Regions from separate parts of the Mus musculus genome. Here all the other regions are linked to region 5. Evidence: chromatin loops called from intact Hi-C (ENCODE). Cell type or tissue: left cerebral cortex. All regions are shown on one strand. Links, peaks and the distances in the headings refer to the core of each region. The heading gives the core; the rest is flanking DNA.

Region 1 (6,388 bases), core at 770-5,769, 110 kb after region 5:
AAAGGACCTGCGGTTATGCAGAGAGCACCAGTATCTTTTGTGATGTTTGGCTTAGTAACAGGTGTACAGTATGAACAAACACATGCTCCTAACAACAACAACAACAGCAACAACAACAACAAGAAGTCAGGTAACATAGCGTACATCTGTAATCCCAATACTCACAGAAGCTGAGGCAGGAGGATTGGCATGAACTCAAAGCCAGGCTGGGCTACATTGTGAATTTGAGGCTAGTCCATGCACATGTAAGTCTACATCATGGCCCTTCACAGGACCCATGTCTACAAAGCCTAGTGATTAGTCTTCTCTGGTGGTAGAATTCTGTCACTCATTTGATACTGGCCCAGGTAGGTAGTTGGCTGTTTAAACTGGTTTGAGCTACTTCCATGCTCCTGAAAAACCAACTTGGTCAACTGTTGCCTTTGTATGCAATAACTCAGAGGTGTTGTGGGGTGGTGAGCTATGCATAGGCAGCCTGGTCTGCAGTCGAGCGCGCAGGCTTTGAACCCTGGAGATGTGGCAGGTAACTTATCACCTACAAGGGACAGCAGATGTTCGAACATGCCTCCTGGGCCCCTGGCTCCTGTCATAGCTACAGCCTCCCACAGCTCTCCTCAGAGAGGTGTATGGACATCAGTCTTATAGGGCAATACCCCAAGCTCCTGGTATTCTGTCTGGACTCCACCCCCACAGTTGCCTGGCAACAGCTAGGTAAGCTCCTCCCCACAGTTACCTGGTAACAGCCAGGTAGGCTGACCCACTATAAAAGGGGCTGTTTGCCCCCTCCTCCCTCTCTTGCTCTTACTCTCTCACTCTTGCCTCTCCCTCCCTTGCTCCCCCTTCTCTGCACTCCCCCCCCCTCTCCCCCGTGGCCATGGCTGGCCTCCACTCCCCTACTCTCACACTCTCTATCTTTCTATAATAAACACCTTAAAAACATGGACTGTCTCTCCTTATCGGAATCTGCTGTGCTGGAGCAATGGAGCAGGTCCTTCTCTAACGAGCTGTGTGTCTAACCTCCTGCGGGAGGCCTCCCTGCGTTCTCAGCCATGGCTTCCACCAACCCAAGCCTTTGGCAGTACCAGCCAAAGACTCTCTTCCCCATTGGAACCTGCCAGAGCTCTCTCCTCCTGCCCGTGTCCCTTCGGCCCAGGCCAGAGCCAGCCCCGTGGGTCTCCACTCTGTTCTCAGCTCTTACTGACATCCAGTGGCATCTGTGGTGCCCAAGAGCGAGAACCTGCCATCCCTAGCCTCAAAGTGGTCCCGGGACTCCGAGCCAATTCCAGCAGGTTTGCAGGGACCCCAGCCTGTGCCTTTCCCACCCCCGGAGCGGGGTCCTGCGGCTTCTCACAGCCACCTAGCGATGGTGTGGGGTGTGCAAACTTCCCACACTCTGCCTTCCTGAGAGGCCCGAGCCCCAGGCCGGACTCGGGACCCCATTTTTAACCCACAAGGTGTCTATAGCAAAGCTAGTAAGAGTGTCTTGTTTATATCATTTCTGAAACTGGTGATAAAAGCCAGCGAAGCTAGAGGGCTTACTCAGGCTCTCCCTCTTCCTTCTCTCTCTTGCTCTGTGTGTGTGTGTGTGTGTGTGTGTGTGTGTGTGTGTGTGTGTGTGTGTGTGAGAGAGAGAGAGAGAGAGAGAGAGAGAGAGAGAGAGAGAGAGAGAGAAAGAGAAAGAGAGAGAGAGAGAGAGGGCAGGCATGTGTGGAGACCCAGGTTCCTTAGGAACCATTTGTCTTTCTTCTTGAGGCAGAGCATCTCACTAGCCTGGTCTCACTGTGTAGTAGCCTAGGCTGGCCAGCGTGCTCCAGGGATCCTTGCATCTCTGCCTCCTAGAGTTGGGATTATGAGCAAAGGTCACCACACCCAGCTTATTTATTTATTTTTTTATTCCCAAGAATAAACTGTTTAGCTCTGGCTGTCCTTGAACTCACTATGTAGACCAGGCTGTCCTTGAACCCATGGAGCTCTGCCTGCCCAAACACACCGAGCTTGTTAATGCCAGTTCTGGGGCTCTGACTCGGGTCATCCAGCTTCCATGGCAAGTGTTTTCCTGGCGGAGCTATCCGCGCAGGCCCAAGCTTTCTCCTGACTTCACTCTCTGAGTCTCTATCCTATCAAAAATGGTACGGGCATGAGTCCCCACCTTGTTAACTAGGTTGTGGAGAGGGGAACATAAATAATGTGCAGATGCTAGAACCCAGCACAGAATGCTAAGCGGAAATCCCAGGAGGCCATTGCTATGAGCTCAGCTCCTTCCCTAGGCCCTCCCCCCCACTTCACACCGGGTTATAATTTAAAATGGAATCACTCATGCCCAAGGCCTTCATCATCAAGCTGAAACTAAGCTGTTTATCCGACCTCTCAAGGAAAATGAGAGATAAGAGCCAACTATCCGAAACAGGTCAGTTTCAATCCGCATGCTGATGAATTTACATTGGTTTTAATTTTAATCCATACACAAAGACGTGGCCTGAAATAACCCTGTTATCCAGTCTCTCTGTTCTTGTTATTCTGTCCCCTTGTCCCACCTTACAAAGGACGGTGACTTTGAAACGATCAGCTTTTTTTCTGGTTCTTTATTTCTGTCTATTAAGCCAACCTCTTCTCAGGTTATTGAACCAGACATCCTATTTTTTTTTTTTTTTTTGATTCTGAAATTAAACCCAGAGCCAATTAAGATGCTTAAATTCCATTGTTGTGACATTGCCCAGGGACAATAGAAAGTACTCAAGTACTTGAAAAACATTGTTGGTGTGGACGTAGGCTATGTGGGGTTTGTTGTTGTTTTGTTTTGTTTTGTTTATTTTCAACATCTGCGGTCCTGTAAGCCCCTAGCAGAAACCCTGGGAGAGAGGTGGTAGTGCCCACCATTGAGGGATTCACTCAGTTTGCACCAAGAAAAGGGCAGGCCAGTGAAGATGCCTGGGAAGATACTCAGGCTCCTCAGTTACCGCAGGGACATTGAAACGATGGAGAGATGACACCTTAGAGCAGGGGGTTCTCAACCTGTGGGTCCTGACCTCTTTGCAGGGTTGAATGATCCTTCCATAGGAGTTGCCTAAGACCATTGGAAAACACAAATATTTACATTACGATCCACAACAGTAGCAAAACTATAGTTGTGAAAGTAGCAACAAAAATAATTTTATGGTTGGAGGGGTGGTCACCACAACATGAGGAACATTAGGAAGGTTGAGAATCGCTGTCGTAGGGTGTGTGTTAGAGCAATGCAAAAATGACCACCATAGGCTAATTGTTGGAGATTAGAGGTGGTTAAAAGAAAAAAAAAACAGTTTCCCTGCCTGTGAAAAATCAGCTTTTCCAACTACAACCATGATGGAACCCATAGCACACCCACAACAGCTGAGGGATTCATGGGTCAAATCGCCAGGTGGTTCAGTAAGATGGGTCAGCCAGGAACACGCTCAAAATGAACTCTCTTCAGGCTGTGAGACGCAACTGAATTCTGATTTCTGCAGGGGAATGATTTATTCCGCTTCACAGATAAGCCCCGAGAGAATTGTGTTGGTTTTGTTTCCATACTGATCTCTATCTTCTCTTAAGCTTGACTACCAAGTCTCTGCTCAGAATTCCGTTCTCACATAGCATTCTTATGTTAGCATATCGGGTTCTTATGGCATAATGTCAACTTAGTAATAAAAGGCTACTCAGAAGTGTGTGAGGAAGTGTATGGCTCGCTCACCTGACAAGGGCTGGGCTGTTTCTGCTCTGCCTGAGGTCATTCCTCCTAAATGCTGCATCTCAGACCCGTGTCTTGCTCTTAGCTGCCCTCTAGTGGTCAGAACACAGACCCTGCCCCCAATGACTTCCCTGAAGAAAGACAAAATAATGACCCACATTCATAGATAATCAGTGGGTACTCAGCGCTCACCTGGGTCTACAGCTTATGTCGACATCACGCTAGAAAATCTTGCTTTTTTAGAAAAATGGGTGAAAAGATGAAATGGGTGTTGTTTTGTTACGTTTTTAATTGTAGTGGCCAAGGAGATGACTGAGCAGGTAAAAACAAACAAACAAACAAACAAACTCGATTTACTTCCCTTCCAGGAGACCCAGGTTCAGTTCCAGAATCCAGGTGGTAGCTGACAGCCATCTGTCCTCGGGATCCAGCATATCCATTGATGCCTCTTTCTGACTGATCTTTAAGGCCTCATGCATGCATGCATGCATGTGGTGCACACATGCACATTCATTCATAAGCACACACATGAAATGGATAAACCCTTTGAGCCTAAACACATTAATCTAATAATATGTGATTGGGAAGCAATGCCTTGGGAACTCAGGCGCCATCTTTGACTTAACATCCAACCATATACCTGTTCTGGGTCACTAGTCCCAGCATCCCCTGTTCTCTAAGGGATCTTGGCCCGCCTATTCTACTGTGAAGTACTTGCAGATAGGCCTAGGAGATAAGGGTCACCTGTAAAGATCCGATGTCCTGTCTCCTGTGAGTTCCGTTTTCTGGGTCTGGGACAGGGAATAGAATTAAAGAGATGGATGAACCCTGATCACTGGCTGCCTTCCCCACCCAAGACTACACACAAGATACAGGAGTAAAGGGACTTTATTATGCTAAAGCCAAACGGTAGCTTTTCCCCCACACAGTCAGCTGGGAGATGGCTCTGCCACCTGATGAAAGAGACATCCCCATGTCTGCTCAGGTACTGACCTTCCTGCTGTTCGGCACCTGCTCTGGGGAACCTGAGGCCTTTTGAAGTCCTGTGCTCAGGATCCCGCAGATCCGGGCTGTAGACTGTGCTAATTGCTCTCACCTTAGGGTCGTCTACCTTTTATCCAACGTGTGGAGGAATCAGGGAGTCCTGTCAACATGCACACTGAATGCCAGCTCGTGAAGCTTGTGCCAAGAATCCGAAGCTCCGTGAAGATTAATTACTGGCTGTCTCTGTGGTCTCTCCATCGGTCAGACATCTCTGTTTCTCCGGAAAGCTAATATAGATCTTTCACAAGGGCCAACTTTTCCTCTGGTTGGAGGCCCTGCCAAGAACGTCTTCGACACATAGGGGACACTTCAGTGGGAGAGAGCATGGGGAGCTGCCAGCAATGGAGTGGGGGAGAGGCAGAGGGTGGCACTGTGCCTGAAGAAAACATCACATGACCTCTGGGCCAGGCCATGTGGATCGCTCTCGTGTGGTCCTCCCACTTGGAGACAGACAGAGCCCAGAAGTGTGCTTGTTAATAGACATATGGTTGGTTACAGGGACCTTACCTCACTGGACTTAAATTAATTTTTTATGCTGTATTCTTTAGTTAATTCAACAAAGACTTCAACAAATTGGGAAGTAAACAAAGATAAGTAGAGCAGGATTTGAATCTCTGAAGGCTAACCAGTATTCACCATGACATAGACGATGCATTTAGACTTAGCTAATTGAATGGGCTTGCCTTCCTCTTTCCCTCCCTCCCTCCCTCCCTCCCTCTCTCCCTCCCTCTCTTCCTTCCTTCCTTCTTTCCTTCCTTGATTTTGATTCAGGATTTTGCTATGAGCCATGTTGACCCTGAACTTCCTATGTAGCCCAGGATGGCCTGGGGCATGCAATAATAGTCCTGCTTCAACTTCCCAAATGCTAGGATTAGAGGTCCACCTCTGATTTCGTTTTAAAATGGAACAGGCAGTGTTGTTCTCCTGAGTTGTGTTTAAATGCTTAAGGAAATGGTTGAGAAAACAGCAGTTTCCTAGATTAGCCCACAAAGGTTTCTTCGTCCCTTCCCCTTCCCCTCCCCCTCCCCCTCCCTTCCGTTCCCCCCCCCCCCTTCACCTGCTCAATGCTGCACCACAAAGCAGGTTCATTCATCCACCAGAAACACATCCACATTTTGTGTTTGCCTCTGAACTTCAAGGGTGGTAGCTCAGCTGGCCCAGTCCCACTGGCCTGGTACACATCATTGAAAATAAATTAAGTGATCATATGTCCCTGTGTTCTCTCTGAGCATACACTTTGTCCCAACCATGAGCCACTGTGTTTCGAGGTGAGGATGCAGAGTCACAGAGACCAGAGGACCTGCAGAGTGAGCCAGCGCTTCTGAAAGAGTACAGGGTGCCATGGCCTGATAGCTCTTGCTATCGTGGCTGTGTAGACAGCTCACGTCTGCAGAGATGCTCCTGGTTAGAAGGAGAAATTTGACAGAGGAATGAAAAGATGAATCCCAAACAATATGTTCTTTAGAGAATGTGATGAATAAAGTCATAAAAACCTCGAGTCTGTAAAACAGTACATACATTTAAAGATTCAGTCCTCACTGCATCTATGAAAGGTAAAAACTACTTATTACCATGCAGTGTGTTTAGCATACATTAAACACCTATTATTTGCTGCCACTGTTCTCTACTCTGAGAACA
Region 2 (6,388 bases), core at 834-5,833, 50 kb after region 5:
CTGCAAACTCCACGAGCTGCAAACACTGTACATGCTACACACTGCATATGCTGCACATGCTGCACACACTGCACATGCTGCAAACAACCACACATGTGGCATACACTGCACATGCTGCACATTGTACATGTTACACATACATGCTGTATACTGTACATGCTACACACTGCACATGCCGTACATGCTGTACACCACTGCATATGTTGCACATGCTGCACACTACATGCTGCACACGCTGTACACACTGTACATGCTGCATGCAATGCTGCACACAGCCGGCTGTTCCCCTCCTGGGATTACCAGTTGTTGCGTAAGAATGTAGGCATCTTGTTACTCACTTTATGACAAAAATATCCAAGAACAGAATACTAAGGAATGGCTTGTTCCCCAGAACATAGCCCTCACAGCAAGGGAAGATATCAGCAAGGAAATTACAGGATCCACTGAGGTTTGAACTCAGACCACTGAATCCAAAGTCCAGAGTGCTAACCATTACACTGCAGGGTCATATCTAGGTTCTTATTTTGGTAATTTATTTTTTTGAAACTTTATATATGAACACTGCATCTATGTCCCTCTCATCTCTCCCTTTCCTTTCAACTTCTTTCATGTCCTCCTACCTCCCAAACTTATGATCTTGTCTTTTAAAAAGTAGTGTTACATGTATACATTTGTGTGTGTGTGTGTACACAAGTAAATGAAGAAAAGTAATACGTTTTATTTATTTATTTTTATTTTGAGACAGTTTGACTGAGTTAAAAAGCACATCCCAAAGTGGTCTTGGCAGTGCCAGCATGTGACTACAGCAGCTTGGGCAGAATTATGAGTGTAAGACTGGTCTGGCTAAGGAGCGAGTTAAAGGGAAGTTTGAATAACCTCGTGGAATCCTGGGTCAAAATAGAGTGTTTTAAAAAGTGGGGCCAGGGGGCTGGTGAGATGGCTCAGTGGGTAAGAGCACCCGACTGCTCTTCCGAAGGTCCAGAGTTCAAATCCCAGCAACCACATGGTGGCTCACAACCATCCGTAACAAGATCTGACTCCCTCTTCTGGTGTGTCTGAAGACAGCTACAGTGTACTTACATATAATAATAAATAAATAAATCTTTAAAAAAAAAAAAAAAAAAAAAAGTGGGGCCAGGGCAGTGGCTCAGTATAGAGCATTTGTCCAGCATGTGAAGGCCTTAGGTCAAACACACACACACACACACACACACACACACACACACACACTCATGTACACACACTCACAATACTCTCTCATACTCTCTCACGTACATACAACACACACACAGGCACACACACATTCACATAGGTACACATTCACAAACACACACATACTATCTCACATGTTCTCACAAATGTACACACATACTCTCTCTGTCTCTCTCTGTATCTCTGTGTGTGTGTGTCTCTGTTTGTCTGTCTGTCTGTCTGTCTGTCTCTCTCTCTCTCTCACACACACACACACACTTGAAATAAAATGATCAAAGTTGAATACAGTAGGCTAGACAGTGATCCCAGATAAATGGAGCCAGTGGAATGAGCAATGCAGGGTAGATGAGGCAGTGCTTGAGATAAAGTAGTCAATGGGTTAAAGAATGATATTCTCAAGGGTAAAGAGGAAGAGTAGAGGAAGAAGGCAAGTGGAACTTTTACATAAAGAAATATCCCATGGAATCTGTAAAGCAAAGCTGTTAGAGATACAAAATATGATCCTGCCAGACACTTTAATATACCCTGTCTACTTACCTCTAAAATCTCCTATCCACTGTGAAGATGATAAGCAATAGGTACAAAGTTATGTTTAATACCTATGCCAAGCCTGATGTCTCTTGAATATAGAACATTTGTTTCTGGAAGTCTTAGAAAATTTAAGCACACACTTGGCTACACAGAACAGCAAATTCAAAGGGGAAGAGGTCTTTGGAGTTCTCTTCTCTGATCATAATCCATTAATAGAAATAAATAAAAGAAGGTGATGAAAGCTTTTTACTACTTATAAATGAGATAACTGAAATAATATCAAAGGATAAATCAAAAGTCAAATGAGCCAGGCATGGTGGGGCACACCTTTAATTCCAGCACTGGGGAGACAGTGATGGGTGGATCTTGGTGAGTTGGACGCTAGCCTGGTCTACATAGTGAGTTCCAGGGCAGCAAGGGCTACATAGTGGAACCCTGACCACACAGAGCACCAGCAGTAAGAAGATCAAATGTCAGGCTGTCTAAATGCCCACAACAGGCTCTAGAAAGTGAAAGCTGTAGACAGTGGGAAGTCGCCACCTCGGCACACCTTTAAATGACCACGGAGTATTTTTAGCATGAAATGAGAAAAAGAAATGGCAACCCACACTAAGGTAAATTAGAGGAGACAGTGCAGCAAAAAGCTGAAGTGAGGGAAACAAACCCAACAAGACAGGGACCCTATGTAGCTAGCTCTCAGATCGGCAAGATGCAGCCAGTGTAAGTCTGTGTGCTCAATAAGAAAAGGGACAAAGTAAGCAAGTGTGAATGAGGAAGGGACCTGTTTGAAGGTTCAGGGGTCAACAGGAAGACAGTGAAGACAACCTGGTCAACTACTGGACAAAGACTTTGCAAACCCAGACGAACAAGCCTTTTTCTTTTCTTTTTTTTTAAATCAGATATGTGTCCAAATTTGACCCAAGAAGAAACCAAAAATTTGAATTGGATCGTCGCCATATTACAGGTGGGAAAGTGATTAGAGAGCCAACTCTGAAGATGGCAAAGTCAGGCTATGGGATGGCAGCCAAGCTCCATGTAACTTTTCAAGAGCACAGTTTACTATTGCTCACACCAGTTCAGAAGCCTCAAAGCTCCTGGTTCGTTTAAATGATAAACACACATTTGATCCCCAAACCCCATGCTTGACAGAAAAAAAATCCTAGAGGCCAATTTTGAACAGAGATGAAAAAAGGCTATCTGTAATTTTTGGCTCGTCACCAGAGCCCATTGATTGGCCCTGCCCCAAGCACACTGCTTGCCGCTGACGCCCACTGTACAGTCCTGTAGAATAGGAAGTCACTTGAGAATTAGGAAAATTCATAACTAAGAAAAAATGGCAGTATGTGCTCTTGATTTTGAAAACTGCGAGAGTTTAATTAGTTCTCTGTTGCCCCTTCCCGTAAGGGCGGTGCGATCCATAGCATGTTTTGAATTGCAGACAGTTGCTGTCTCGCCCCAGAAATGGTGTGACAGCCTTCTGCTATGTTGCTCCGAGCGGTGTGCTCAGAAATTCAAATTCATTTCCAGACTTTCCAAGCGCAGTGTAACTCAAGGCAGATCTACTCCCCAAATACCACATATTAAAGCTAAGGAGACCGGTTTGGTGATTTTCCACACCGCTGTTCTCTTTCACGGATGCTCACTATAGGTGACCCACTGTGCGTGTGAATAAGCCTTCTGCCCTTTGTCCATAGGTCAGTAATGTCACTGTTGCTAACATCAGGCCTGCAGATTGCACTGTGCCTTCTGCTTACCCTAGACCCTGAGAATTTACATGACACACAGTAGGTGCAATGGTGAATAGTGAGACTATATGGAGGATTTCCATGACACACAGTAGGTGTGATGGTGAATAGTGAGTATTTCCTGATATCCACCTATGAATGACTTTCTGTGTTTCTGGTGCATGTGTGTGAGTGTGTATGAGTGTGTGAGAGAGAGAGAGAGAGAGAGAGAGAGAGAGAGAGAGAGAGAGAGAGAGAGAGAGAGGGAGAGAGAGAGAGATAGTATGCATTTTCCATGCTCACTTCTCTCTCTTAGGATTTGGATGTGTTTAGAGTGCCTATATTAAAAGTTTGCATTTTTATCCTACTTTGTATAGACGTGTATGCACAAGACTGTCATTGAAACGAAAATCTAGTCAAACAGGAAGGGCATTTGCAAAACAGAGAAACGGAAACCATCTGTTTCGCTTACCAACACTCTTATCTCTAGCAAAACGCTTCCTGAGAACATGTCCTTAATGCTCATCCTTACAACTTTCCTTGGGAAGCTGGGCGTGGTGAGGCTTGTGGGGCTTGGCCCCCAATCTCAGCACTGTTGAGCCTGAGTCATGGCCTTGCTGAATTCAATGTCAGCTTGGGCCATGTAGTGAGCTTGGGCCCAGCCTGGGCTGTATAGTAAGACTGTCACAAACAGTTAGACAGACAGACAGACAAGTAAGCAATAGTAGGAAGATTTTTAGGTGTGCACCTCGGAAGGTACTTAGTTGTTTTTTTTTTTTTTTTTTTTTTTTTTTTTATAATGGTCCTGTGACTGAGTCCCATGTTTCAAAGAGATCAACCTTTGGTACAAATTTCAAAGAGATAAATCTGTCCTAGCTACAGTAGACACAGCTGTAGAGTGCATGGTACTGAGGTGTACCTCAGTGCACTTCACACATATTAGGACTAAGTTCCGTCTTTTGATGTTTGTAGATTGAAGCATTGACAGCTTTCTGCCCCAGGGCCAGAGTGGTGAAAGAGGAAGGGATTTAATCTGTTAGGTCTATTGCTCCTGACCCTTGGAGCTCAGAAAACGTCATGGAGCAGTTCTCAGAAACACCTTTTCGGTGATCTGTTTGCTCTATTCCAATCACTGTTTCGTTTGTTTTTTGTTTTGTTTTTTTTTTTTTCTTTGCAGATCCTTCAGCTGCCCTTTTAAAAAAAACAAACCTGTCAGAGACGGCACCAAGCAGGAGCTGAAAATGTTCAAAAGACTTCTGGATTCTTTCCCGTCTTTTCCAGCCCTCCCAGTCTCCTTGCCTGACTCAGATGATGTGATGTTCAGAGGGATCCTTTAATCCAAGTCACTGCTTAGCCAGGCGCACCTACAAAGGATTGCATCTCTAACTCAAGATGGCCAGCCAGCCGCTGGAAGAGCCTGCGGAGTCTCAGGCCTCGGATGAGCTCGAGTGTAAGATCTGTTACAATCGGTACAACCTGAAGCAGAGGAAGCCCAAGGTTCTGGAGTGTTGTCACAGGGTCTGCGCCAAATGCCTCTACAAGATCATAGACTTTGGGGACTCTCCCCAGGGGGTCATCGTCTGTCCCTTCTGCAGGTTTGAGACCTGTCTGCCGGATGACGAAGTCAGCAGCCTGCCCGATGACAACAACATCCTTGTAAACTTGACCTGTGGGGGCAAAGGGAAGAAATGCCTGCCTGAGAACCCCACTGAGCTGTTGCTCACTCCCAAGAGGCTGGCTTCCCTTGTCAGCCCTTCCCACACGTCCTCTAATTGCTTGGTTATCACCATCATGGAGGTGCAGAGAGAGAGCTCTCCATCACTCAGCTCCACCCCCGTGGTAGAATTCTACAGGCCAGCCAGTTTCGACTCTGTCACCACCGTGTCCCATAACTGGACGGTGTGGAACTGCACCTCCTTGCTCTTTCAGACGTCCATCCGGGTGTTAGTGTGGCTGCTAGGTTTGCTGTACTTCAGCTCCTTGCCCTTAGGGATCTACTTACTGGTGTCTAAGAAAGTCACCCTGGGGGTGGTCTTCGTTAGCCTTGTCCCCTCTAGCCTTGTCATCCTGATGGTGTATGGTTTTTGCCAATGCGTTTGTCATGAATTTCTAGACTGTATGGCACTTCCTTCTTAATCAATATGCAACATAGGAAACTCAGCGCATATGGCTACGTTCAAATGATGTATGTATGATTCTGCTTTCTTTTGTATTCCCTACGACTAGTGTCTACAGCTTCAACAAAGCCCTTGGCCATACGTCTGTGGTCCGTTTTCCTATCCAGATTTTTGGCTTGATGGGTTTTCCTGGATTCTGAAAATTAAAAATAGAAAAAAATAAAAATAAAAAAAGAGAAAAGTTTACTTCTATCTAGGGGCTAGCCAAGAGGCAAAGCTATAGCCAAGAGGCAAAGGCATAGCTTTCCTGGAGCCCCGATAGCTGTGAGATAGCCCAGAACAAAGGCATAGATAGGCCCAGGGAGTGCTTTCAGACAGGTACCAGATAAGGTGTGTTAAGCTGTGGCAGGTTCTTCATGCCTAGGTGGGGATGCATGGAGTCCTTTTTGAAGTTAGGTGTATCCCATGATGGTGGATAGATGTCAGAGGCAAGCTACTCTAAAACATGTGGGAGCGTCCCTCATTTTCCTGGCGCTGTAGCCCCTCATCATCTTCAGGTGCTTTCTCTCGTGAGGTAACGCTTCTCTGAAGTCCGCTGCCTCTTCTCAGATTCCTTTTGCTTCTGTGCAGTCCCCGACACCCTCCACCCCCCCCCCCCGACCCCAGGGTCCCCCAATCTCATCTTCCTGAGTTGTTCCTTCAGGCTTCCTGTTTTAGCAGGGTGGCCGCAGAAGACAGACATAGCTGAGAAGTTTGCACAGAGTTAGACTTCATGCCAGGACATGGCTATTTATCTTCCACCCA
Region 3 (6,388 bases), core at 871-5,870, 69 kb after region 5:
AAAACAAATCAACAGATCCCAATCTGAACAGGTCTGTGCCTCCTTAGAAGGCAGTTTTATACTGGTTTGGGCTGCGATGGTGATCTTAGCTGTGGATCTGACTGTGTTAAAAGATGTCAAAGACTGGTGAAGTACACTTCTGAGCATGTGCAGGGGCTGTTGTCAGAGAAGACTGATGTGTGAATGACTGAAGAAGAACAGCGTGATGAATCCACCTCCCAGCCATACAAAGCCTCGGTCCAACCTAAAGTTGTGCTATGTGAGTGTTCCCTGGTAATGAACACTGTACTCCTGAATGAGCTGCCCTTTCTCTCTAGAGAGAATGAATCTAATCATCTCTTCATACATGCTGTTCTCATTCATCTGTATCTACTGAAGTGTCCATGTTTCTAACATTGTATAAATGGGACATAGTATACCTGCTGTGACTTGCTGTGACATTATTTTCTTGTCTTCGCTTGTTTTGAGATTTATCTATGTTGACAACAGGGACTGTGTAGTATTCTGTGGTACGTGTTGCTGATGGCCATTTAAATTACTCCTGATGGTTTGCCATTAAAGACAAGAAAGATGTCCCGATTACAGGCCTTATGCACTCTCTCGGGGTTCCTTTAGGAAACACGGTGTAAAGAAAAATGATTTTGTAGTTGAGAGGTTTACGTGTTGTAGAATTCACTCAGTTTGGCCCAATTGCTTTGTAGATGTCTGTAATATTTCATACTTGCTCTAGTCTGTGTGTCCACAGCTACAACATACCTTCAGCAGTTTTTCAGTGTATGTGTTTGTGATGGTTTCAATAAATATGACCTCCATAGACTCATGTTTTGGAATGCTTGAACCATAGGGAGTGGCACTATTAGAAGGTGTGGCCTTGTTGGGAGTATGTGTGGCCTTTTTGGAGGAAGTATGTCACTGTGGGGGCAGGCTTTGAGGTCCGAGGCTCAAGCTATGCCCAGTGTGACACATAATCTCAGTGTGGCACATAGTCTCCTTCTCCTTCTGCAACATGATGTCTACCTGTGTGCCACCATGCTTCATGCTATGATGATAATGGACTAAATCTCTAAAACTGTAAGCCAGCCTGTACTGGCTAGTTTTGTGTCAACTTGACACAGCTGGAGTTATCACAGAGAAAGGAGCTTCAGTTGAGGAAATGCTCCATGAGATCCAACTGTAAAGCATTTTCTCAATTAGTGATCAAGGGGGAAAGGCCCCTTGTGGGTGGAACCATCTCTGGGCTGGTAGTCTTGGGTTTTATAAGAGAGCAGGCTGAGCAAGCCAGGGGAAGCAAGCCAGTAAAGAACATCCCTCCATGGCCTCTGCATCAGCTCCTGCTCCCTGACCTGCTTGAGTTCCAGTCCTGACTTCCTTTAGTGATGAACAGCAGCATGGAAGTGTAAGCCGAATAAACCCTTTCCTCCCCAACTTGCTTCTTGGTCATGATGTTTGTGCAGGAATAGAAACCCTGACTAAGACACAGCCCCAATTAAAAATTTTTTTTATAAGAGTTGCCATGGTCATGGTATCTCTGCACAGCAAAAAAACCCGAAGACAGTGCTGTCATATCCCCTGGTTTGGTTTGCTTTCTGTTTGTTCTGCAGAATACGCAATGTGAATTCTGTACTTGGGTCTTGTCAGACATGTTCAGATACCTTCCAGTCTGTGGCTTGTTGCTCCAATTTGTGATGTTGATTGTGAAACATTTTTGTTCTGGTTCAGTTTTTCTCTTTATGCTTTTCAGTCTTACAAACTTTAAAAAGAAATCCTGCTGGACTCTGAGGTCAGAACTGCTGGACTCTGAGGTCAGAACTGCTGGACTCTGAGGTCAGAACGCTATCTGCTCGCATCCTTTGGGTGGTGAAGGATGTATCAGTGGTAAAGGCTCTTGCTGCTAAGCCTGATGGTTTTGATTTTATAGGGGATTACAGTTAAGAGATTAATTTGATTCCTGGGACCTACATGGTTGAAAGAGTGAATCCCCTCTTGTAAGCTGTCCTCAAGTTCCCACATGGAGGTCTTCAGTCCTGGGGTTCAAGTGGGGACTTATTTTTTTTAATAGCAGATGATAGAGTTATACCGGTGAGATTTAGTACTGCAAATCTCAGAGGTTCAACCCCCAAGTCTTTCTGGTTTACTCTGTACAACCACTGTGGATTTTTATGGATTTCTGCCTATCACTGTCTTCCAAGGGTTCTAGGTGAGTGGAGGCTTTTAGACAGAAGCGTCAGCTACAGCCACAGCATCCTGGATGAGCCCCATCTTCTCTGATCCTGGAAGGTAGGCAAGGTTGAGCTGGATAGCACTTGTATGAGACACAGGTAGGTTGACTTGCCTGCTTGGAAGGAGTTATGGGGTTATTCTGCTCACAGGTGAGACGTATTTCTTCTGTCCATAGTCCTTTAGTAGCCCAAGCGAGCCATATGGCCACTTCTAATGAGATGCAGGAAAGAGGTATACTCCCATCACTGGTTGGACAGTAAGAGACACCTGGCCAGAGGTGAGCGGTGCTAATGAGAACTGATCCCCTTAGAACATGGAACCCACTGGGGAAGAGACAGAATCTAAGCCTGGTGACAACCCTGGAGATTGGATGCCAGCCATGCTTACAGGATAGGCAGGGACAGAGTTTTTCACTCCCCCGCCAGAGTCAGGCATTCTGGAAATGAGGTCTGTTTACCATCTCTCTACAAAGCATTGATCCCTGACCATGAGTCAGTTGATACCCAGGCACCTCCTGGCAGCTGACTCTTTCAGATTACCCAGTTCCATCACACCAGTCACTCCCTCCCTGGGGTAATGGTCAGTGTCTGTGTAACAGTACTGAACCAGCCTGCAGGGGAGATGGCAGTCTTCCAGCTCCCAGTCCCTTCTGAAACACCGTTGCTTGGAAGGATAGACGGAACCTAGCAGAACATAACAAAGATGTCTCTGGATGCCCCGCTGACTCCTGTGGGATTTTGCCATTTCCAGTGTTACTGTGTGACTCACGGCTCCATCTCCTCTCCTGCCGTTTTTTTGTCTCAGGAAAGGAAGCAGCTGGGCTTCTGGCTCGAGCACTGAACTTCCTATGACTCAGGGGACCAGCCTGTTAGCATCGCTTTGTTCATGGTAGGCCCCGTGCAGGACAGAAGGCTCTGCTCTATCCAGGAGGGTGTGGAGCATGTGCTCCATCTTGAGTTTGTAGTGACAGAGCAAGGATTCACAGGCTGTTTATTTCCAGGAGGCGCGCTGGCACTTTCTATTGCCTCTGGGTAATTAATGGGCTGTTGGTTGGTGGCTGAACTACAGAGGCACACAGACTTTCATTTCCACCATTTCCGTATCAAATGTAAATCAGAACATTCCAGGGGAAATGGTGGCCTCTAACAGCAGCCTGCCTTGGTAACATTTCTACCATCAAAGCATGACAAAATAATTGAAATAACAACCCTGAGCTCCTGTCACTAGAGGTGTGGCCTTCTTGGAGTAGTTGTGTCACTGTGGGCATGGGCTTTAAGACCCTCATCCTAGCTGCCTGAAAGTCAGTATTCTGCTAGCAGCCTTCAGATGAAGATGTAGAACCTTCAGCTCTGCCTGCATCATGCCTGCCTGGATGCTGCCATGCTCCCGCCTTGATGATAATGGACTGAACCACTGAACTTGTAAGCCAAGTGTTCAGACCCATAGGCGATGTTAAGACCTCTTTTCTTTCAAAATTACCCAGTGTCAGGTATTCTGTTATAATAGCAGAAAACAACTAGAAAAGTGGTCAATGTGACCCTCTCATTCATTATAGAGATCTATGTGACATAGGAAGTTGGATAAAATAGCTTCTAGGGTCCCTTCTGTGCTGGCTCCCTGTGGTTACTATAAAAAAAGAAGCATATTTGTTCTCTCCCATGTATAGAGAGAGCTTTGAGAACTGAGATGTGGGGAGTGCTCAACTCCCTCTGAAGGCTCTGAAATAATCTTTACCAGGCCCCTCTCCCAGCTTCTGGAAGCCTCTTGCTGGAGACATATTGCTCTAGTCTTTACACAGCAGTATTCTGATGCCTCTGACTCTGTGCCCCAAATCTTCCCTTTTTATAACAGGGTGTTGTGGGAAATATTAAAAAAGAACCAGCAAGCCCCCGTGCTACATCTAGTTACTCTCTGCCCTGGTGGCAGTCTCGAGTCCTCTATCTCTAGGCTAGCCCCAGCAGCCTAGACCGCAGTCTTGCCAGCTCCGGTTCTCTTGTCTCAGTGCCACCCATACCTTCTTAGTCATAAATCCCCTGTGGTTGGTGGTCCTATACTCCAGTAACTGTAAAACAAAACTCTAGACACTTATAATTAATCAGCCAGAGTTATACACCAATAAATTCTCAATATACAAGATGCCCACACAATAGATTTAGGGCTAATTGATAATGGTACAAGCTGCCCACCTAGATTGGACAAGTTACCCCCAATTATTCTTTCCCTGTATGATATTATATCTACCTGTGGCTATTGAAAACCATTCGGAATCATCCTGATCGTCCTCCATCTTGCTTCCTTCTCCCCTCTTCCTGTGTTGCTCCCTGTCTCTGCAACTCTTAGCTCCACCCCCATTTTCCCTGTCCAATCACAGGCCTCCTGATGCACAAATGCTTAAATTAATTGGACAGGGAAAATCCTGTCACATCAGGGAACTGTTGGACTAGTGCTCCCCTAACTCAGAATCACCGTGTCCTAATTAGACTGGGAGCAACCCTTTTCATAGTAAGCGCTAGGAGTTAGATCTTCAATATACTAATTTTTAGGGGACACAAAGCAATCCATAATGCCTTCTAATGCTGTCATTCAGTTGTTCAGAGAGCTATAAAAGTTTAATTAGAGTTGACACTTTTCCTCAATCTTCCTTAGTCACTTTCATTCATTGCTCACGTAACTCTGCTATCTCATATTCTCTGGCCTTAAAGAGAGTGAACACATCGTTTATCTGACTGTGAATGCCTTCCAGAAGTTCTTCTGTCTGTCTGTCTCCCTCTTTTAAAAGATTTATTTACATGTCTTTTATTTATGTGTAAATATTTACCTTTATATGTGTGCCCCCACTCCTATGCACACAGGAACCCACAGAGGTCACTGGATCTCCTGAAACCAGAATTACAAATGGTTTGATGGTTGTGAGCCACCATGTGGGGCTGGGACCCAAACAAGGGTCCTTTGCAAGAGCAGTAACTTCTCTGAACTGCTGAGTAATTTCTTCAGCACCCCCCAGCCCCTTTTGTTAACTTGAAGTCACTTTTACCTTTTAAGATTTATTTTTATTTGTTCAAACACGCATGCCCATGTGTGTGCGTTTGCGTGTGTTACTATCCAAATGTACGTTCAGTTGCCTTTAGAGGACAGAAAGAGGACATTGGATCTCCTGGAACTATGAGTTACCTAATGTGGGTGCAGGGAACCAAACTTAGGCCCTTTATAAATACTCTTAAAATCAGCCATCTCTTCTGCCTCTCCCTACCCACGTGTTTCATTAGTACCACAGAGAGCTAGCTGGCCCCAGCCTGTGCTTAGTAAGAGATTCTTTGTTTGGCTTGTAGATAATAGAAGTATAATCTGGCTTTTAGAGCAGCAGTTAATTTGATTGTCTCAATAATATTTCTGCTCTCTCCCTCTCTGCTGCATTTGCCAGCTGCCAGCACTCCATCCCCATCCCCATCCCCACCCCCACCCTATGGAAATGCTTTCTCACGTGGTAGTTTTTTTGCCCTCTGAACCATCACTATGTCCCTGGATGGCCCTTCGAGATTTAAAACTAGCCAGGCAAAGCTCAGCCAACCAGGACAATCCCTACCTCATCAGAGCACAGTGAGACCTGGGAACAGAGGCATCTATCTCAGGGAGACAAAGACAAAACAACTAATTAGGAGCAGATCTTCTCTGTGGGGCTTCTCTGGTAATCGTGGGGATTTTTAAAAATTAATATTACAAGGAAAACAGTCAGGAAATTAATTTATATACTTGGCACAATTCTACAGTAGGGGGGAAAAACCCACAGAAAAAGGTCTGGGATGATCTAGGGCCACTGTTAGACGTGGTTGGTTGTCACTGAGGAATTGGGCATGATTTGGGTTGTCTTTTCTTTGTATCAGCCATTACTTTCCATGTGTCTTTCAAGGAGCCTCCATTTCTTTTGTCCTCCGGGCATTTGTGTGAACACAGCAAGGGATGTATGTTCCTGTTCGCCGTGTCTGTGCATCTCAAACCTTACTGCCTCCTTTCTCCTGCTGTTGAAGACGTTACTTAGCTATGGAAGGAAGATTTGGACTGTGGAGTTTTCTATGAGAAATGGTGTAAAATGACCTTTTCCCTCATTTTCTCCTCCAGTTACACTTGCAATGCATACCACGCTGCTGTTATGTAGGTCGTGATGAGGTTA
Region 4 (6,388 bases), core at 770-5,769, 96 kb after region 5:
GAAATAGACAAGCAGGAGGTACCAGTTTGCACTGCGTATTCACGCAGGACTTTCTTGGCTTTCTAAGTATCTCCTGAACATATTATTGTATGATATTTATGTGTGCACATGTGTGTGGAGGCTAGAGGTTGCCTTCAGGAATTCCTTGGGTGCCAGTCTATTTTTTTTGTGTGTGTGGGGGATACAGGGTCTTTTAATAGCCTTAACTTGTCAAGTATTTTAGGGTGGAGAACCAGGAAGTCCCAGGGATCTACCTGCTCCCATCTCCCCAGCGCTGAGATTACAAACACCTAACCAGGTGCCCTCTGCTCCCCTCTCTCTCTGGATTCTAGAGACGAACTCAGGTCTTCCCCGTGTTTATGAGGAAAGTGTTTTACCAACTACCTCCCTGGCTCAGATCCTTGACTCAGAACCTTGGCTAAAGAAAATAGGATTTCAGCTCAACCCCAGCCTTCAGGAAGATGACTAGCTCCTTTAAGATCAGGTCAGCATCCCACCCTGACCGCTAGCGTGGCCCTGAGTGGGGATTTGAACAGTCATATCCCCTGGCTTTTGCCTTCTCAGGATACCCTATTGTTAATGGTCTGCACTTCACCTAATACTTGGCTTTAGATTCCTTTGTTTATGCTCACACCTTCCAGGGAGTTTAAACCTCCCTGGAGCGGCCCCTTCCCTAGCAGGGTTTCCATAAATACAGGAGGAAGACCAGCCTGATGCCTAACATCCTGCCTTCATTTATCTAAGGCTGGTAGAAGGCACCACCTGACCTTGGCCCTGAAACTGGGGCTTCTAAAAACAGAACGCCAGAATCATTGGCTGACATTGGCCACACCTCCTGAAGTCCAAGCCCTGAGCTTTCTAAAAGGTCTATTAAGTACGCACAGATGAAGACTCTGAAGGACAAGAAGCTCATGCCTGAGAGAGCAAAAGTCTCTCACTGGCAGAAATTGTTCCTTGTTGTACAAAGTTACACCAGTGGGGGAAAACATAGGTCAGTTAAGCTCACTGGTTTTAGAATCGCATGAATCTGGGTATGAGCCCTGAAGTATATCCATCCCTGGCCATGTGATATTGAGAAAGCGGTTGTACTCATATGATTTTCTGGACAAGTATGGGGAGGTGTTGCTGTTTCTATGTAAAATGAAGAAAAGGGATGGAGAGATGGCTCAGCTGTTGAGAGCACCACCTGCTCTTCGGGAGGTCCTGAGTTAAATTCCCAGCAACCACATGGTGGCTCACAACCATCTGTAATGGAATCTGATGCCCTCTTCTGGTGTGTCTGAAGAGTGCAGACGTGTACTCATATAAATAAAATAAAAATTTTAAAGTAATAATAAAAATAATAATAATAATAAGACAAGGATAGAAACCAAGACCAACTGGATGAACTCAAATATTAAAGAAAGGGAATATATCACCAAACTTAAAATGAAGAAAAGTGAGGGCTGACACAATAGCTCCATAATTTCTCAGAACTGCAAAAGAATAAACATTGTTCCGTATAAACAAAAGGAAGGACGGACGAGCAAGATTGCCCAGTGGGTAAAGACACCCACTGCCCGACAACCCAGGTTTGATTCTGAGGACCCACATGGAGGAAGTTGAAAACCAACTCCCTCAGGTATGCCCTCTGCATATTCCCTGTCCCCAAAAGAAATATGTAAATAAAACCTAACTTCAAAATAAATACAATAACAGAAAATGAGGCTTCCAGAGGCTGTGGGAGGGATTCTTAGCACAGTGGCATCTCCTAGTTTGGGAGGGAGTTCATGTTTGGTGTACAGTAGAAACTCATGATAGGGTTGCAGCCACAAAGGGAACCCAAGCACTGTTAGAATTTGGCACTTCTCAGTGGCAGCATTGATGGTAAGAAGGCTTAGTGCCCATGAAGCCTTTCTAAACATCGACAGTACTTTCACGTGCTCTCTAGAGTGTGGTGCTCACTCAAGGAACTGCTCTAGGAGACACGGGTCCCAAGCTCCTTACAATGGATTTTCCCGTTTGGAGGAGAAGGGCTGGCTGTCTCTGCAAACATAGATGCTTCTGTCTCGGGAGAGCACCAACTCTGTCCTCTTTATCTGCAGACTGCAGCTGACCCCTGCCAAAAACCCAAAGAGTGGCAGTGCATGCTGTTACCAGTCATCTTGTGCAGAGAGGGAGAAGCGGGTCTCAGACTTCTACAAAAGGATTTTCCCATAAAGCTTGGTTTGGTTCTCCTGACTCTGGACTCTCATCATGCTGTCACGTATGTTTTGCTTTCTGAATGGCAACCTCCCTGCAAAGATGTACCCACAATGAGTACCCCACAATAAGGATAATTTTATTTGGAGAAAAGGTCCTTCAGATGTAAGTTATAAATCTCACAGTGACATAATTCTTGATTATTCTAGTAATCCCTAAATTCAACCATAAGTGATCTTACACGAGGTAGAAGAGAAAGTGTAGACATGCAGAGGAGAAGGCTGTGTAGACAGAGAGGTGGAGAGTATAGTGATAAAGCCACAGTCCAGAGCCCGGAGTCACCAGTGTTGGAAGAGCAATGAAAGATCCTACCTTGGGGTATTTGGGAGTATGATCCTGCTGACAACTGTGACTTGGGAGTTTTGTTCTCCAGAGTTCACACACACAGCGACACAGATAAACAGACACACACACACACACACACCACACACAAATACACACTACACACACAAACACACTACATGTATAGACACACAGACACACGCTATACATATAGACACATATACACATCTGTCGATAAAAATGGCAACACAGGCGACTGTGGTGAAGGGAAATACTGCAGTGTTCATGTGCACAGCGAGGCCATGTGTTCCCTCCTTGAGGCGGAAACCACTAGAACTAATGTGTCCCCACAGCTCTTTCTCTGTCTCTCTAAAGGCCTGGAGAGTGGCTGGTGGCTTCATTCTGTTGCCTGGAGCGTTCCCCATTTGTATTCTCTCCACATGCGTCTCCCCATCACAGAGGGACTTGCAGAGCAAAGCCTGACATTTTCCAGTTCTTGAGTCTGTGCCCAGAATCAACAACCCTCACCAGAAAGAACGGACAGATCCCCAAGCCCTCAGAGCAGAATTCCTCTGGCTGGCTGGCTAGCTGTGGCTTCCCCTTCCCTCCCCTCAAGCCAGTACCCATCTCTCAAGACTCCAATGTTGACTAAAGAGTGGTCCCAGGGCAGAGTGGTAAATGCAGCTATCCCTTCATACCTACAGCGTCTGCATCCTCAGACTGAACCAGCCATTGACCAAATATAGTTTAAAGATTCACCAGAGCCAAATGTATACAGGCTTTTTGATGGTTATTAGCCCCTAAGCCAGCCAGTGTAACAACTGTGCTTGTAGCCATTTATGTTGTATTGGACACTACAGTAATCCAGAGCTGAATTAAAGTCTATGGAATAGGCTGGGTGTGACAGGGGATGCATGCATTCCGAACGATTGACTGTCTGAGGAGGAGGGATGCACTGTATTAGTGACTAGCCTTTACTGTGTAACGGATCCTGTCTTAAAAAAAAAGGAAAGAAAACACTTTCCTGAAAAACCAAAGAAATCAACAACAAATAAAAACCAAGTCCATAGGAGGGTGTATTAGATCCCCAGTGAATTGTGCGTTTACTTCCTTAGGGTCCAGCTCAGCCTGTCCCTTTTGTTCATGATGGCAAGGTGTGAGTGAGGGAACAATTTGGTGTTTGCTTGCTGCTGCTGCTGCTGCTGCTGCTGCCTCTCTCTCTCTCTCTCTCTCTCTCTCTCTCTCTCTCTCTCTCTCTCTCTCTCATGGCTTACTTGAGACCCACATGAGTTCACAAAGGCTTTATATCCATCAATAGACTCCCATGTTGTTCATCTGGGAAAGCTGCCCCAGTGCTCTGAGGTCACTTGTGTGATGCACGAGCTGGGCAGATAGTTCAGGGGAGCGCAGAACCAAGTGTTTTCATCTCCACGCTTCCCCTTCCCCACCTTTGTAGCTCTGTCCAATCCCACAGGTCACCCATTTTAGATCGTCATAGTCAGTCTTGCTTAGGTTCATGAAGTCTACACTAAGCTAATAAAGCCCTGTGACTTTTGTTCTCAGAGAGCTACAGGCAAGGTCCTGTGCATGTCTCTGCTCAGGTTTTCCAGAAACCCAGGAGTGACCTCATTCTTCAGGAAGCTCCTGGAAGGTCGTCTCGCCTACTTTTAGGCATGTCCTCTTTGTCCTGATGGAAGAGGGAATACCCAACCCTCCAGACTACCAGAAACTCCCATTTAGGTTTTTATTTCTAGTTACATTCACTTTGTGAACACCCTGCAGGCAGTGTTAGCCATGGCTCACACACTTGCTTCCGGGATCCTCTACAGAGTCCTCTGCAGATGGGGAGGCGCCTTCTGTAGAGTGTGCTTCACTGTCCGAAGAGGACTCACTCAGTGCACCTGCCTCTGGAGTTCTCCAACTCTCTGTCCCTTACCTACTTCGTGTTCTATAGTCTCTTTAAGTATTTGCTCCCTTGCACCCATGTGGTCTTCAACTAGCCATGACAAGTTTGCCTGAGGGAATACCTGAGCTCCAGGCCTAGAGGTTGTGTGAACCTTGTAGACACTACCCAGTCTGTATCAATATTGTCTTCATCCACTCTGGCTGGTGCTGGCTTCTGAGAAGAAGATGCTCCTCCATTGAAGATGTTGGGGGCACACAGAGGAGCTCTGTTCTAGCAGGATCCCCATGCTGTCAGGTCCATCGGAGGTAGGGCTTACTCTGCTTAGTAACAATATTTTGACTCTAGTCAAATGTCCTAGGTTCACCTTTCCTTTCAGTAAGAAAAGAAGGGAAATTCAGCTTAAAGGGGACATGACTTATCTTGGCTCACAGCTTCAGACTGTAGCTGCTTGGCTCTGTTACTTTGAGCTTGTGATGGGCCAGGCCAGCATGGCAGAGAGAAGGTAACGAATCAGAGATGCTCGTCCCAGATTGAATTTGAAGAGCTATCTCTATCTACTTGTCTTTTTGTTTGTTTGTTTTGTTTTGTTTTTTCAAGACAGGGTTTCTTTGTGTAGCCCTGGCTGTCATGGAACTCAATCTGTAGACCAGGCTGGCCTTGAACTCAGAAATCCACCTGCCCCTGCCTCCCAAGTGCTGGGATTAAAGGCATGGGCCATCACTGCCTGGCCTTATCTATCTATCTATCTATCTATCTATCTATCTATCTATCTATCTATCTACTATCTCTCTATCTATCATATATATGATAGATAGATAGACAGAGGTGTGCATACCTCTGGAGAACTACTCCTAACTAAGCCTCATCTCCTAGTGGTCCATTGATTTATGACTTCATCAATTCATTAATACATTGGTGAAGTTAGAGCTTGCTTGGTCCAATCATCTCTGAGGAACCCATCAGCTAGGTACCAGTCCTTTAACTCTTGAGCCTACGGAAGACATTATGTTTGATCCAAAACATGACAAGTCTAGATGCTTAATTTGGTCAGATTCCCACTTCAGGGTGGATGACACTGTGCTCAGGCAGTTTCTTCCTGATTTCCAACAGAGGAGCATCGCTTTATCCCACCTAAGAGGGAGGGATGAGGGAAGGAAAATGAGAAGAGGCAAGAGTTTGAAGCAGAGGGAGGAGTTCCAGCCCTTCATGGCAGGGTCAAGGAATACATGTCCCTCTGGGAACAACTGGTTGCATTTAAACAGTGTAGCATGCAGATGAGACACCAGGGAGGGAAGAATTGGTGGAAAGGGGAGAGACTGAAGGACCAAGCCAGTAACCCACTGTGTCTGGGCCTGTTGGTCCCGCCAAAGAGTCTGAGACGTATTCTTAAGGCAATATGAATGACGACAGGATTTAAGGCTGACAATTAACAGCCTCGTCAGCTCAATGTTTTAGAACAAGGGCTCTGACTGCCTCCCAGAGCAGAAATGTGATGGGCCCAGACTCGCTCCAAGCCAGGAGATCAAGTAGGAGGCTATGGCTGAAGTCCAGGGAGAACGGATGAGCTTGGATTGAGGACAAGAGTGGGAGGCCTTAGAGAGGCAGGAGATGAGTCAGCCAGGGGCTTCTGGGTAAGCAGAAGGTAGGAGAGAGAGGAATCTGGCTTGAACCAATGGATGGTGGCATTGCCTGGCTTGCGGAGCACAAGGGGGGCCCAGCCTGTCACACTGTCACAAAAGGCTATGGTTTCCCCTATCCTTGGATAGAAAAACTCTCTGCCTTGGTTTCTCTAGGGAAATGCTTGCTTGGGAGATAGTTCTCAAGACCCATTGTCCCTTCTTTCTTAGAGTCCAGTGGCTACATCTACCCCAGAACCTAAACATCACAGTATTGCAGGGTGACTTCATATCTTGTCATGTTCCATGCGTAAAACAGTTCCTATAAGCTGTGGTTTCTGTG
Region 5 (6,388 bases), core at 780-5,779:
GGCCTCCTTGCCTCCGTCTCCCCTCCTTCCTTTTTTTCACCTCTTTCGCTTGTATTATAACAAAATATTCAAGGCTGGCAACTTTATAATGGAAAGAGGTTTATTTGGGCCCAAGGTTTTACCAAGTACGGTGCTAGCCCTAGCCTCTGGCAAGAGCATGCGCAAGGCATCACCTGCTATGGTGAGAGAGGAAGCATGAGAGGGGCGGGGCCAGTCTCACTTTCCTACTGCAGGAGCACTAATCCCTTTATGAAGGACAATTACAACACACTCACCTCTCAGCTTCACCGCTTAAAGGTCCTGAAATCTCTCAATGCCATTACACTGTAGGTCTTCGTGGAGCTGGGGGTAGGGTAGGGGTGGGGAACTTTACCCCCAGACCACAGAACTCTCTATTTTAGATAGCTATGGAGAAACTTTATACAGACTAGGTTCACGCTACGCTTGTATTTTTTTTTTTTTAAACTGCATCCCCCTCTCTCTGTATAGCTCCCTCTGATGTTGCTTCTCTTTCTCCTCTCTTCTTTTTTTTTTTTTTTTAAAGATTTATTTATTTATTATATGTAAGTACATTGTAGCTGTCTTCAGACACTCCAGAAGAGGGAGTCAGATCCCGTTATGGATGGTTGTGAGCCACCATGTGGTTGCCGGGACCTGAACTCTGGACCTTCGGAAGAGCAGTCGGGTGCTCCAACCCACTGAGCCATCTCACCAGCCCCGCTTGTATTTTTTACACATCATGTATTTGAGGTTTTTGATGATGGAAAAGAGAATAATAGTCACTCAATAAAAACAGCAACTGCAATACAATCTCACAAAAACTATGGCGCTGTACTGCAGGTGTCCACAACATTGTTCTTTCAACAGGAAGTTGAATATGTATTTATTGTATGTTTTATTATTTTTAATTTATTTTATTTTTAAATTTATTCTTAGTGGCAACATTTGGTACAGTGCAACCGTACCAAATTAATTTAACCAGATCACTGTTGGTCCACATATACTTTGTTTTAAATTTTTGCTGGTAGAAAAGTGGGGGTATGTTGCACTCTTGCATAGCTCTCATTATCTATTCATGGGTTTCTGTGTAACATTTCTTAGATTCAGATAGCTGGGAGAAACATACATGCACTTTGAGTTTTGATACATATCTTCAAATGACTTAATGGCGTGACAGAAAGATTTCGTTCTCTTGACTTCATCTGGAAGCACTGATCTTTTATTTATTTATTTATTTATTTATTTATTTATTTATTTATTTATTTGGTTTTTCCAGACAGAGTTTCTCTGTATAGCCCTGGCTGTCCTGGAACTCACTCTGTAGACCAGGCTGGCCTGGAACTCAGAAATCTGCCTGCCTCTGCCTCCAAAGTACTGGGATTAAAGGCGTGCACCCCCCCTCCCCCACCTACTGATCTTTTTATTTAAAAAAAAAAAAGTAGGCAACCTTCCTTAGGAGTGAAATGCTTTCATTTTAGTACATAAAATGGACCTTCTATTTTTATAAGTTAATACATGGAGCCTCCTCTATCGGTAACGTCTTTGTTTGTTTGTTTGTTTTGTTTTTCAGTAATGCTGTTGTTTCGGTGTGTCCTTCTCAGACAGCTTGAAAGCCCAGAAAACAATAGCTCTCCAGGGGGTTAGTTAGCATGTTAATGGGACTTCTTTGGTGATTCACAAATGCCAGGACAGTCCATGGCCTGCTCTTGAGGTCCAAAGGAAGACACTGTAGAATTTGGATTTAGTCACTGAACTTTCAAGAAAACATAGTATAGAGGAGTGACTCACCCAGGGGAGCTGCCCTCTAGCTCTGTCCTTTAAAAAAAAAAGCATGACCCAAGGCCTGCTGGTACTTTTCCCTCTTTCTCCAAAAATTTCCTCAGGAGAGGCTATCTAGACTCCCAAGGGAGCCTAGTTGCTTTCCTAAGGGTCAAGGTCGGCAGTATGCAGCTAGACGGTGGCTCTGTCACTTGGTGCCCATGGTGGATGCTTAGCAGTTGTAATCCGTCCCTAAGCAGTGTGGCAGTGTTTCACATTCACACTGAAGCCTGTGTGTAAAAGTTGCGGTTTAACATCTCGTATTTATCATCAGAAGTCAAGGCTCCCTTTCCCTCCCACGGGAGCCCCTGGCAAGGCAGGTGCTTGGCTTGATTGTGGGAGACCAGAAATGCAGCAGAGGCAAAGGTTGCGGTTGGTTGGTGGTGATTGTGGTGGTGGTGGTGGTGGTGGTGTCTGATGCAGCAGCCGCAACAGGAGCACGGAGTACCAGTTGCTCAAAGTGATAGTTTATCACTTTGTACTGTCCTTTCTTCTCCCTTAAGTGAATTTCCGTTTCGAGGGCAGAGCTTCATAAAAGAAAGATGTGGTGGTGACGGGGACCTTAGAGCTTTGGAATGTCCAGAGTAAGAAAGCAAAGCAGAGCCTGCACTGCAATAAGATTTGGCTCTGGGCTTAGGGCTCTCTGGAGCCTTCCTGTCTCTGGCAAGGGACTCTGAGACTCGGGAGTGTCTACACTGGCAGTGGCTCCGGGTGTTTGGGGGTGGGGTCCTTGTCTCCTCCACACTACCCAACTGCTGAGAAGAAGGGCGTGGGTCTCAGGGCTGGCGGGGTCCCGGACCGTGGTGCCTTAGGGGTTCAGGCTCTCGGCCGGCCCCGGCAGTGGCGGTTGCCATGGTGACGTAGGGTCGGCTGTGCGCCGTAGAGACAAAGCGGCCCGCCCGCCCGCGGCTCCCGAGCTCCTCCTCCGCCGCGCCTCCCTCAATCCCTGGCGCCGCCGCCGGAGTGGCTCTCGATCCTCCCATCGATCCTCCAGTCCGTCCTCCCACGGCCCCCGCCGCTGGTCAGGTAAGGCGCGCGCCAGTCCGCGCGGCCCAGGAAGGGTCCCCCGAGCGCGGGGTCCAGCCGCTGCGGGGTGTGCACCGGATGCCCTGCGGGGCTACCCTGATGCCACCCACCGTCACGGCCTCCCGGAGCCCCGGGAGCCCAGCACCCGTAGCAAACTTCGGGCCGCGCTCCGGGCGCAGAGCCCTCGACACCGCCTGATCTGTCCCGACCAAGTTGAGGGGCGGGCCGAGCCATACCCACCTGCCAGGTGTCTCTTTTTCCTTCCACCTCTCTCCTTCGCCTTTAGGAGGAAAAGAAGGAAACAAAATTACCCCAGGACTTTTGTGTTTCATGGTTAATTCCTTACAGAATAGGATAGGAGGTGCAAGGAGCAAATGAGAGGTTTCTTTCTTTCTTTTTCTTTCTTTCTTTCTTCTTCTTCTTTTTTAAATTTAACACAAATCTTTGAAAAGTCAGCTCCTTCTGACGCTTGTGGTCCACGCATTTAGAAGTGGTATCTGGAGTTCCTCTGGGTTTTGGATCTGAATCTGGAACTGCATGGTGGGAAAGAGTGCTCGGGCTCGTTTCTAGCCTTTCTAGAGCTGTTAGCTGGACCAGTACCTTGTTGGGGAGATACTTGGCACAGACATCGTTGCTATTGTTTTGGGAAGATATTGTGTTCACGCTCTAGGCAAGTGGAAAATGCCTTGTGTTTTTATGCAAGGGAGCCATCCAAAGCATCCTCGGAGGCAGGTGTCCAGGCAGTGTTTGCATCAGTGTTTATGTGTGCTGGCAAGGACTGAGATGCAGTTGCCAAGGGCATTGGGATACCTGATAGGAAACTGCTTAAGTTGTGGGTACCAGTCCCTTTCAGTGGCCACAAGCCAGCAGATCATTTCGTGATAGTTTGTTGCAGACACACACACACACACAAAATTTTTAAATGTGATAGTGAAGACTTTTTTGGGGGGGGAGAGCACTAGAAATGATATGTACTATTATGAGAGAAAGAAAACATGCTTTTCCGGGTTACAGGTGATCAGTTAAGGATATTATACATGTGCAGATGTTATTTTATTAATTGGGGACAGATGCTGTGTTGATAACTGGAAAATTACCCGCCTGATTAAGTTGTATAACTCAACTTAGAAAAATCATGTTTAAGTAGGTTAGAGAACGTTTTATGGAATGAAAGGAACTCTATTTTGTTTTTGTTAGCTCATATTATAGTTAATGAAACAGTAATACTGATTATTTTGAGTTGTGGTTAACTTGATTAGAATTCTGGGTATTGTAGCTACAGGAGGTGCCATCCCAGAGTGATTATTTAATATCCCCCAACCCCCTTGGGATTCCAACACCTGTTAGCTTGCTGATTGCTGGGTTCCTAAGCTTGTTCTCATGTGCCAACAATTTTGAGTAATGCCACTTCATTATAAGCCTGTATTGGAAACTAAAGGATTTACACTGCAGTAATTTTCAGATTATTTCCACAGTTGTTTTGAAACCGAGTTTTTACCTGCTGCGCGGCTCACAGATGCTGTACTAAATACTCCTTGATGAAGGCAATGAAACACTAGCCTGATTCGAATGAAGTAGAGCGGGGTGGAGAAGAGAAGCAGAGGAGGAGAATCATCAGCTTTTTCTCATTTCAGCCCGAGAGGCAGTCAGACCATCAAAAAACCGAAGGCGCATTACATAGTCACAGAATGTAGTTGCTTGGTACTAAAAATACAATTTGAGTTCTTTCTAAGGTACCAGGAGTGCAGCTTTATTTAGCTCTTTGTCAGCAATCCTAACATTCAAGTACAAGGACTCTGTACGTGTAGCTATATGAAACCCACACTGGGAATTCTAGCCTGGGCAGTTGTGGCTCACAATTAGAGTGTTGAAGCATAGAGCTGCTTAGTGTTACGATGGCAAGATAAGGGCTCCTGTTTGCAGGTACAAGATTCAATAGTTTGGCGTCTTCAAACAGCACCATTTTCTTTTTCTTCCTTCCAAAATAAAACAAGTAAACAGAAATAAACAGCTACAGATTGAATGCACTGACTGCTTAACTGTATTAGGTGGCTTACAGAAACGTGGTCTCACTATTACATATATCACTGGCTTCCTGGACTCTTGAGTTACCACCAGGGCTAAAGCCACCATGGGTAAGGGGACAGCTGTACTATTGTAGTAGGAAATGCAAAAAACATACCTTAGGGACTTGGAACTTGACTCAGATCAGCCACTTGGGGGAAGCAAGTATGCCCTTAGGTGTGAAAGATTGGTCACATCTCTTCAAGATTCTCAAGGGTGCCTGTTATTTTATTGCAGATCCTGGTTTAAAAGTCTGAATTTTACAAAGAAAAACTGGCCTTAGTTTTTGGTCTAAGTTGTAAAACACAGTCAGGTAAATGATGGTATGGTTGGCCCACCTGGGATTTCTGTTCTTCATGTGTATCAAATATATTCAAAGACACCAAAGCAAGCCAAGGAATTTTAACTTTAAATTGTTGTTACTGTCGTGCTGTTGAGTGTCAGTTGTCTGTAACCTTAAATCCTGCCTGGCAGTCTAAAGCCACTTAGCCTCCCTCCCTTTCCTGTTTCTGGACCATCATTCTCTTGCAATTTCTGGTTGCACTGTGATAGCACAATTGCATCCAGTGCAATGTGTGGTAGCATTTATAAAATCACATTGCTGAAGGACGATCGGTTCTTAATGACTTCATTACTCAGACACTTAGGCTTCAATATGTGGCTGGAGAGAAGGCAACCCTGAGACCTCGAGGCAAGATGCTATAAATATAAGGTATCATTTCCTGACCTGCTGAGCACGGCAGGTATTGATCATAGCTGCTGTGCAGAGAACAGGTGGAAAGAGACTGGCCATGGTGGCAGGAAGGGGTATTTGGTGGCATAGATTATTAGTAATGACTGATTAGGTAGAAAAATGATTGTGGGTATATTCCAGTTTTGTGTTTGAAGTGATGGAAAGATACAACAATTTAAAGCCATACTGCAAACTCTTAAGTGCTGGGTGGAAAACGTGTATGTTTATATTTTTGAGATAGAAGTGTAGTTCAAACAAAATGACTGATTTCTTTTATTTTCTAGCTACATGTAGCACTTAGTACATATTCAGACACAGTTAACAAATGTGGACCAAAGAACTTCTTATTGATGAAGCTATTAGAGCTCTTTGGTTGAAGAATATTCATTTTACACATACTCTGATTATTTCTTTGATTTTATGTTTTTTGGTTCACCATGTTGCAACAGTCTACTCCCATGGTTTACTGTGCTGCCCTGGTTATTTTTTGTTTGTTTGATTGTTTGTTTTAGGGGAAAAGTTACCACTTAACTCCATACTGATTTTAAAAAAGCCATTTATACGCTCAGAACTTCTTTTTAAAATGTGACTTGGCTAATTTGTAGTTCAACCAGAAAAATGTTGGAACTCAGTGCGTGATGGTGCGCATTAATGAGAAACTACGTTACAATCCTTATTCTTCATTTTGGATGTCTGCCGTGGTGCTGTGGTGGACAGAAGCATTTGGGCTTCTGTTGGTGTACTTCT

The links. A loop is a pair of places that touch in the nucleus more often than their neighbours do. Peaks named below come from ENCODE experiments on the same cell type or tissue, not always from the same donor. Only the 100,000 strongest peaks of a DNase experiment are listed, where the experiment ranks them.
Region 1: a loop joins it to region 5, with 2.8 times the contacts of the local background. A loop is called at or near these places in 5 of 42 quality-filtered maps.
Region 2: it touches region 5 in a loop (2.2-fold over the local background); 2 of 42 quality-filtered maps call a loop at or near these places.
Region 3: it touches region 5 in a loop (2.1-fold over the local background); 2 of 42 quality-filtered maps call a loop at or near these places.
Region 4: it touches region 5 in a loop (1.9-fold over the local background); 4 of 42 quality-filtered maps call a loop at or near these places.

Annotation. Positions count from the first base shown.
Region 1 is chr13:43,722,139-43,728,526 of GRCm38, forward strand. No RefSeq gene overlaps it. Among named protein-coding and RNA genes, the nearest start is that of Gm20751, 8.5 kb to the left of the region's middle. In left cerebral cortex, for the core only: a CTCF peak has its summit at 3,812 (motif pointing left); DNase peaks (open chromatin) are centred at 3,535, 3,788, 4,574 and 5,071.
Region 2 is chr13:43,663,116-43,669,503 of GRCm38, forward strand. Rnf182 (ring finger protein 182) reads left to right here. Exons shown (of 2, transcript NM_183204.4): 2 at 4,645-6,388. The coding sequence starts at 4,860. The coding sequence ends at 5,603. Among named protein-coding and RNA genes, the nearest start is that of Gm52070, 40 kb to the right of the region's middle. In left cerebral cortex, for the core only: no CTCF peak of the experiment used is centred there; a DNase peak (open chromatin) is centred at 3,209.
Region 3 is chr13:43,681,803-43,688,190 of GRCm38, forward strand. Gm52070 (a long non-coding RNA gene) reads right to left here. Exons shown (of 3, transcript XR_003950720.1): 3 at 5,706-6,388. Among named protein-coding and RNA genes, the nearest start is that of Gm52070, 21 kb to the right of the region's middle. In left cerebral cortex, for the core only: CTCF peaks have their summits at 2,926 and 3,153; a DNase peak (open chromatin) is centred at 3,042.
Region 4 is chr13:43,708,947-43,715,334 of GRCm38, forward strand. No RefSeq gene overlaps it. Among named protein-coding and RNA genes, the nearest start is that of Gm20751, 4.6 kb to the right of the region's middle. In left cerebral cortex, for the core only: no CTCF peak of the experiment used is centred there; a DNase peak (open chromatin) is centred at 2,990.
Region 5 is chr13:43,613,224-43,619,611 of GRCm38, forward strand. Rnf182 (ring finger protein 182) reads left to right here and starts at 2,574. Exons shown (of 2, transcript NM_183204.4): 1 at 2,574-2,844. In left cerebral cortex, for the core only: no CTCF peak of the experiment used is centred there; DNase peaks (open chromatin) are centred at 2,676, 3,402 and 4,514; H3K4me3 peaks cover 2,104 bases; H3K27ac peaks cover 1,011 bases.